Linked DNA regions of Homo sapiens: region 1 is linked to region 2. A link is a contact called in ENCODE Hi-C or POLR2A ChIA-PET data. All regions are on one chromosome and are shown on one strand. Each heading gives the region's core, a stretch centred on a gene start or an enhancer-like site at or near the end of the contact. The rest is flanking DNA. Distances are from core to core; before and after follow the strand shown.

Evidence for each region. Hi-C counts contacts between places; a loop is a spot of excess contacts on that map. ChIA-PET counts read pairs that join two places held with the same protein, here RNA polymerase II (POLR2A). Pooled maps may share reads with other maps.
Region 1: a loop to region 2 is called in a map of OCI-LY7, with 4 times the contacts of the local background. The contact joins the enhancer-like site here to the promoter of EPB41L4A-AS1 in region 2. A Hi-C loop is called at or near these places in 1 of 168 maps with a recorded cell type or tissue (OCI-LY7) and 4 of 50 pooled maps. POLR2A ChIA-PET finds 5 or more read pairs at or near these places in 6 of 52 experiments (AG04449, GM12878, H1 and 3 more).

Annotation. Positions count from the first base shown.
Region 1 is chr5:111,701,379-111,706,806 of GRCh38, reverse strand. All of the region lies in intron 2 of STARD4-AS1 (STARD4 antisense RNA 1), which reads right to left. Among named protein-coding and RNA genes, the nearest start is that of NREP, 53 kb to the left of the region's middle. Within about 2 kb of position 3,011, at least 2 of the 41 ENCODE cell types and tissues checked have a DNase peak (open chromatin) inside an H3K27ac peak, as active enhancers do; they include OCI-LY7, where a contact is called at or near this core.
Region 2 is chr5:112,159,276-112,161,775 of GRCh38, reverse strand. EPB41L4A-AS1 (EPB41L4A antisense RNA 1) reads right to left here and starts at 1,250. Exons shown (of 3, transcript NR_015370.2): 1 at 481-1,250; 2 at 1-73. It overlaps SNORA13 (small nucleolar RNA, H/ACA box 13), which reads right to left and starts at 291; the gene lies at 159-291. It also overlaps a transcript of EPB41L4A not described here. RefSeq lists enhancers at 446-495, 606-655, 676-775, 551-1,283, 1,156-1,365 and 1 more.

The sequences.
Region 1 (5,428 bases), core at 1,762-4,261, 460 kb after region 2:
CCAAAGTACCTACCATTATCTACAAAAATAAACAAAGAACCTCAGAGTCAGTGAATGATCACGCTGGCTCAGGAGAATTCGCAACAGCTGGTCTTAAAGACAGGTTTTTTTGTTTGTTTGTTTGTTTGTTTGTTTGTTTGTTTGTTTTTCCCAGGAGTGATCATAAAAGACTAAGCGATCAGATTAGTGTAGAACGGAGGCAGGCAATCAGCTTCCTCTCTGCATATTCTCCTCTCCTCATAGCCTAAGATTGCAGCAGCTCTTGGCAGGTTCAGCATTCTGTAATCTCCAATGGAGCCTTGAGGACTCGACCTCCAGCCAGGACACTTTCATACTTGCTGAAGTTCCATCTCCACCCTGGACAAACTGCTGGAAGTTTTTTTTTGTTTCACCCAAAGACAGCTTTTCTACCTAGAAAAGACTATTCAGTCATTTATTTTATTTTGAAAAATTGATATTCATTTTATTAAAGTCACCAATTTTTAATAACCTCATTCTTCCTTAAGCTTTAAGTTCAATTTACAAATCCTCTTATTCTAGTTATGCCTAGCACTTTTAGCAATCACTCTAATTGCCTTTGAACAATACTTGATCCCATTTAAAAACTAGTTAATTAAACACTTTCACATATTTTATACTGCATTTATAAGTTTAATGCATTTTATTTCTCTTTAGAGTAATTCAATTGCCTGATTGGCAAACTTTCCCAAGGACGAAGTAATCTATATAAATCTAATAAATTAAGTTTATAAATATCGTGAACTCTGAGTTCTCTTAAGTGCCACAGTAGTATATATATAGTAAGAATTTCACTGCAAACCAGAAGTCTGAATTAATTACTTAATTAGATATTTTAAATTGAAGTTACAATGCTATCACTCAAGTGCAATTTCTAAACATTACAATAAAAATTGAATATTATTTCCATAATTCAAAAGTATTAATATCGCTGGATTTTAATTTTCTAAAATATTTCTCTACTTAATTTGCAATTCTGAGTTTGAAAGATGCTTATCTCTTAAGGAGGGATAGTACCATCCTAGTTAAAGTAGGTACTAATGATCAGAATTTTTGGCTTGGGCCCTAAATGGGATGCAATAAATCTCATTTATATTTGATTCCATAAATTCAAGGAAGGTGTGGCACATGGCCTACATCTTTGGATTTAAGCCATATACATTACCTATTTCTTCCTTAGTCTATTCACAGAAATCTGCGACTCTCTTATTCCTGCCAAAATGATCACATGATTGACTCTTTGTCTCTCAATATATGAAATCAACTTCCTGCCCAGGCCTAAAGATCTTTGACCATAGCTAGATCCCTGCATTCTTTTTCATTGATTTTCTAATATTACAAATATTAAAATGAATTTTGGATGTTTCCTATGTTACTGGAAGTCACAGTTGATATGGAAATTTTACTGACAGACTTGTTTTTAACCTAATCTTTGGTTTTTATCTGACTTAATATGAAATCATTTTGGATCCTAACTCTGCTCTCTTCTCCAGTTTCATATCATCCTTGGATTTGATAAACTTGTCATTGTTATCTAAGGTATTGATAAGAATGTTGACTGAAACAGAACCCCATATGGCACTTTGGGAAGACTCTCTTCAGTTTGTCTTTGGTCCATAAATCGGCTCCCTTCAGGGATGTCATACCTGCCTGCACATGGAACTTATTTGGACTGCTTACTAAAACTCGATTTTTGGACTTCACTCTTTAGCCTAAAGGGTTGTGCCACAGGCATCTTGAACTATTTAACAACATCCCTAGGTGACTCTTAAGCAGCTGTTTTGGCATCAGTCCAAAGACCAGCTTTCAAAGCTGCTGCCTCTGTTTCTCTGTCTTGACCAAGGACAGAACTTAGACATTATCCAGTGCCATAAGTCCAGACTCACTAGGTCTACAGTACCCCCATCCACCTGTTGATTAACCATAGCCTTAGAGGAAATAACAGTCTGGCATTACTTCTCCTTATAGTGCAGACAGGTTCTAAAAGATCATCTCCTATCTCACCACTTGCTCAGGAGAATCCCCAGAGATCAACGTTAAATTCATTCACTAGTGTTCATTCTTCAATATCTGCCTTATTTTCTTTTATAAAGTTAGGTCATTTCCTCCCTTCATGCTATCCTCCTCCTCTACCACATCCTCTAGTACTGTCCCTGGTCTTCACGGTTGGTTTCTCAACAATTATCTGTGGTGGATTAGTGATCTTATTGTCAGCTTTCTCTAACCCATGAATGTAAGTTTTCCAGGCCTGGGGAAACAAACAACAAATAGTTATATATTTTAAAAATAATAAAGCCATATCAAAGAGAATTCCAGAATAAAGATGCACAAATTAGGCTCCCAATCAACAATACTAGTTGTCTTGGATACATAAAACAGAACTTGTCTGGTTTTTATCTGAATACTTCATTGACAAAATGATCCTTCTGCACTTATGGTTGATAATGACTCTACTGTGCTCTTTGTGTTCTTATTTTGTTTGGTATTCCCATAAACTTGGCCTTTTTTTCCACACTGCCTATCCTTGATACCTTCTTTTTCCAATCATTCTAATCTAAACATTCATAATGGAAATGCATTTTATCTTATGAAAAATACTGTCACCAGAACATCACCCCTTATGAGACCATCTTTTCCCAATCCCCACACTTAACTGACCTTTCATACATAACTGGCCAGTCCAAGATGTCAGAGCGGACACTCCCTAGATTTGGAGGAAGAGTGATCCAGGAGACCCAAGAGCTGGAGGGTCTGCACCAAAATCGGCTGAGGATCAAAGAAGTTTCAGTCCTAAATAGTATGTGTCCAAGGGCCAGCAGAGGACTCAAGATAGTTCCTGCAGCTCTCCCCAAGTCGAGGTGCAGCAACTCCTGTGCACCTTGCCTCACATTTGTCCAATGCATGCTGGCAATGTGAAATGAGGTTTCCTTTCACATACAGCCTGACAGTTGACAGACAAGGACTTTACTTTCACTTCACTGCTGGGTTCTTCAGCAGTTTCCTCTTTTGAGATTTCAGTTAAGCCAAGCAGATGTTTTCCAGGTGTCAGGTTTTTCTGGTAAACATAGCCTTCTACTACTAGAGTAGGTGAGAGCTATATGCCCTCTTCGAATAGTTCTCTACCTATGTGTATATTGTAATAAAAAATTATATGTATTATAGTGACTAATAGACTCAGTGCTCTCTCACTTTGTAAGCAATGAGGTACCAAAACAGTAAGACAATTCATTCTCTAAACTTGCTAAAGTCCTCACTCTTCATTCTTTCTGGTGTCTTAACACACACCTTGTATACAAGAAAGGTTTCTGCTGAGTGAAAGGTAACAATGTTGATGAGGCTCAGCTAGCCTTCAGGTAGAATCACGCATCTAAGTGTCCAGGGAACACAGGACCAAACAGCATTCCAGATCAAGGGCACCACCCCCACAGATGTTAGGCTGCTAGGTTTCCTATAACTCATTAATGCAGGGGAAAAACATCTGCCTAAATCTTCCTGATCAAACATCTATCTTGAAAAATCTCTAATTCCAATAGAAAAAAAGTATTTGCTAATATGCTTTGCCCTAATTAAAAACTCTCTAGTGCATATTTAGATAGCAATATTTGGAGCTATTGCTCATATGTGGATTTCTGATTATGGGGTTTCATATGCTAATTAACACCCCTAGAGTATATATTAAGGTTCATTTGCAAACATATACATGGAGCTGTATAGATTGACATATTTTACAAAAACAACAGAAATGATTATCTCTTCATAGAGGTCCTCCTCGAGGTCTCTTGCCTGGTTATCCCTTGATGATTGTGCTGCTCCTGGTAGACCCTCTGCCTGGTTCAGGGCTCCCTTCTCCCCTCCCTTCCTTTTCTTTCCAGCCTCCCTAACTTTATTCCAACTTCTGCTTTATCCAAAAGCTCAATCTTCTTTATTTTCTCTCACAAAAGACCTTAATGGCCCTTCGGTAAGAAACTTGACTATGTTTAAACAGGAGCCCAAATCTTCACCATCAAAAAAACTGGCCTTACTTCACCAACGTATGGAGGTCTTAGTCCTCAGAAACATAATCACTCAATCCATTTGATGCCTGGGATGAACAGGGGATGTTTGCATTCTACCCTGAGGAAGGTCACTTTATATCTTAGAATGTGCCAAGAGGTAGTTAGTTGAGATTTTATCCCCAGGACAGCTTAATTCATATCCTGAATCATCTACAATCAGCTCACCTTTATAGGTGAGTGGACAGGTGGTAAGAGGGTGAGTAGGGTTAGGAGGTGGGAAGGGTCATGAGAAAGAAGGGTGCATGGGTGGAAGGTGAGAGGGTATGGGGGTAGGAGGTGGGACTTTGGGTAGTACTCTGGATGGTTGGGCCTTTCTAGGGCCAGGGAGATATCTGTAGCACTCCAAACCTATTAGAATTCTCCGGTCCATTATATCTTATAATCCAACCGCTTAAATCCCTTCTTTCTTTTTCTCCCTTAAGCTTGGAGTCTTTGCTTAGCATGCTGATAATACTTCTATGATTCTGGAGAAAAGGAAGCCATTTTAAGTAGAAGTAAATGGAACAAAGTTTTTGTAAATTCTTATTATGACGCTAAACAGAGAATTTTGCAAGATACTGAAATTCTTGCCTCATTATAGAAGACACTGTATGCAGAGAAGATGGCCAGTGACAGAAATGAGACTCAGAGAAAGAAAAACAGCAGTGTTTCTAAAGGTTGAATTAAATTGAAATTCTGAATAAACAGGTAATAGGATTTATCATTCTGTAATAGAAGCATCATATTGCCAGGCAAGCTAAAAAAGTATAATTTTGTGGTTCTCATTCCTGTGGGAGTATTATTGACTCAGGTAAATGAAACCATGTTCACTGAAAAAGTATCTATAAAACCTGTCAATTAGAAAAGTATTGTTGAGAGTCCACTGACTGCATCTTCTTGATCTCCTGGAATATTTGATTTTTAGCTACCTTCAGGAAGAGAGTGAGATTGGTGTCTGCCATCCATCACCCACACATGTACATGAGCCACCTAACTTCATAGCACCTGGAACCACCCATAAGGCTTGATTTCAAATTCAGGGAGATGTTTTTCTCATTAAAAAAAATTTGAGAGTTTTTGCATATATTTGCATGTTGACTTTCAAACATATGAAATCATATGTACAAAAACAAGTTTGATTGCATCTTACTATTTTGTAGGCTAAACTCACTTGAAAGAATTGGCATGTGTAAAGAATTCTAAATTGATTAGGTTCTGAAGTATAGAAAAACAAAAATTGGGATACAGGGACTTAAAGAGAAAAGAGAAGTCATTTTAAAACCTTCCTAAATTCAGAAATAGAACCATCTAAAAAGAGATTTAAACCATAAACAAGCTAATTAAATCCAAACTTTCAAAATATCCTTTTGTTTAAT
Region 2 (2,500 bases), core at 1-2,500:
CTTCAGGTCACCTTTATGCTCCCAGATGGTATTCAGCTAGCAGCAGTCTACACTTCAGGCATCCATCTTCCACCTGAACAAAAATTAGAACTGGCTAAGAGAAACCATACACTTAAGGCTAGCAGGGTCAAGATCACGCGTGGAAACGTAAAAGCAGCAACTGTTACTTATGCAGCTCCTACACCAAAGGTATCAAATTTAAGGGCAGGAAAAGGCTGCAAAGCGTTTAATTTACGCCTTTTTTGACACCACATTCACTAGTTTCCAAAGTGAATGGGCAACACAAAGGCTGACACTGCGTGAGGTAGGCTTTATGGCATAAGGTTGCTGACTGGCTGACAGTAATGCCGATTACAGCCTAAAAACGGACAATACATTTCAGAGAAATTTTCTCACGATTTAAAATCCGACTTAATAATGAAAAGTGAAATGCGATGCGTTTTAAATGGCGACTGGTCTTGCACGAACGTGAAAACTCACCTGTAGGGTAGGTGATCACTCCCGACGAGCACCGCACGTGGAAACAGCTGTAACCAGGCACGCTGCTTTTAAGTTATTTTATACGGGGGCAGGGCAAGCATAAAGTCAGTTATACGGTAAGGCCTTTTCACTGACGAAAATAAAACCAGGCTTATCTGGAGAACTCCCTGGCATAGTCGATGATGTAAACACAAATCGACGAAGCTCCCCGTTTCCAAACGTGGGAACGCAGGCCTGAGGCCAGGCCGCTGCCCTTGTTCACGGCCCCGGACACTTCGGACACAGGCCGCCGCAGTCGACTCACCAGACTCAGGGTGGCCGCGTTCCCCCGCCCGGCGCCCCTGCGTGAGAGACCACGCGGCCACAGCCAGGCGCCATCCCAGAGGACCCAGAGCAAAAACCACAGCAAGCTCGCACCAAAAGGAAGAAAGGACAGGCTTCCGTCCCACAATGCTTTTCTACAAGTGGAAGGACCCACTGTCCGAGAGCGCGAGGGGGGAGCGGGCTGTACCATCGGCCGCTGCGCTATGGCGAGACGCCGCCGTGTGGCCGGAGGGAGAAGTGCCAGTGAGGGACCGAGGGGCGTGTCACCAAAGGGAGGAGGAGCCTGGGTTCTCAGCCCGAGTCACCTCTGCGGATGTGTGGCCAGTTCTTTCCACAGAGGAGGTATCCAGACATCCCCCCACCCGACCAGGGTCAAGAGCATATGATCAGTGCTGGCAGCGGCAGGAGCCCAAAGGACTTTAGACCACGTATTTTGGGACCCGACAGAATTCATGAGTCCAGCTGAGGAAGAGTAGAGTCATTCATTCGAAAGATATTTAGTCAGCACTTACTATGCTCCAGGCCCTGGCCTGAGTGCCTGGGAATCAGGTGTGGGTGAGCCAGGCAAGGTTTCTGTGGTACATTCTGCTTGGGTGAGTAGGCCACTGACCAAGTGAGCCCGGATGCTGAAATTCTACAATGTAAGTGCCAGGAGGGCAGCAAAAGAGGGTCATGCCATAGGGTAGCGCTGTCCGATGGAAACAGTGTGAGCCATGAGTGTAATTTTAAATTTTCCAATTGCCACATAAAATGTGAAAAGAACGCCGGGCGCGGTGGCTCATGCCTGTAATCCCAGCACTTTGGCAGGCTGAGGCAGGTGATCACCTGAAGTCAGGAGTTCAAGACCAGCCTGGCCAACATGGCAAAACCCCGTCTCTACTAAAAATACAAAAATTACTTGGGCTTGGTGGCGGGCGTCTATAATCCCAGCTACTTGGGAGGCTGAGGCAGGAGAAATGGCTTGAACCCGGGCGGGGTGGGGGTGGAGGTTGCGGTGAGCCGAGATCATGCCACTTGACTCCAGCCTGGACAAAAGGGCGAAACTCCGTCTCAAAAAAAAAAAAAAAAAAGTAAAAAGAAACAGATCAAATTAATTTTAATAATAACCCAACATATTTTAAATATTTCAACAGGCAATCAATATGAGATTATTAATAAGATATTTCTTTTATATCTACTAAGTCATAAAAATCCGGTGTATATTTTATACTTCCAGCACATTTCCGTTCAGACTAGACACATTTCAAGTGTTCAGTAGCTCATGGGGCTAGGAATAGGAAGACTGGAAGTGAACTCCGAGCAGATGTGTGAAGGCGGTTATGCAAGATCTGGAGACAGCAGGCCTTGGCCAGTGTGGCTGGAGTCGAGTAAGGAGTGTAGAGTGACAAGATGCAGCTGGAGAGCCAGGCAGGAGCAAGGCACTTAGGGTCTTGTCACACAGGGCAAGGTGTTGGGATTTTATGCTGAAATCTTAGAGTTGATTAATTATCACCACAAAAATTAAGCAGAGTTTGTTAATTGGCTTTTTTCCTGATAACCATAACTCCTTGAAGGGACAGGACAAGTGGCAGCAAGACAAGTTGTATGATAACAACTAGGTCTCCATGTTTCTCTAAGTCCTAGCAGAGATTCATCCAGAGACCAGTTTTAGCACCTTTCGTTGTTTCTTTGAAGCCTACTTCTATAAAAGAAAGAA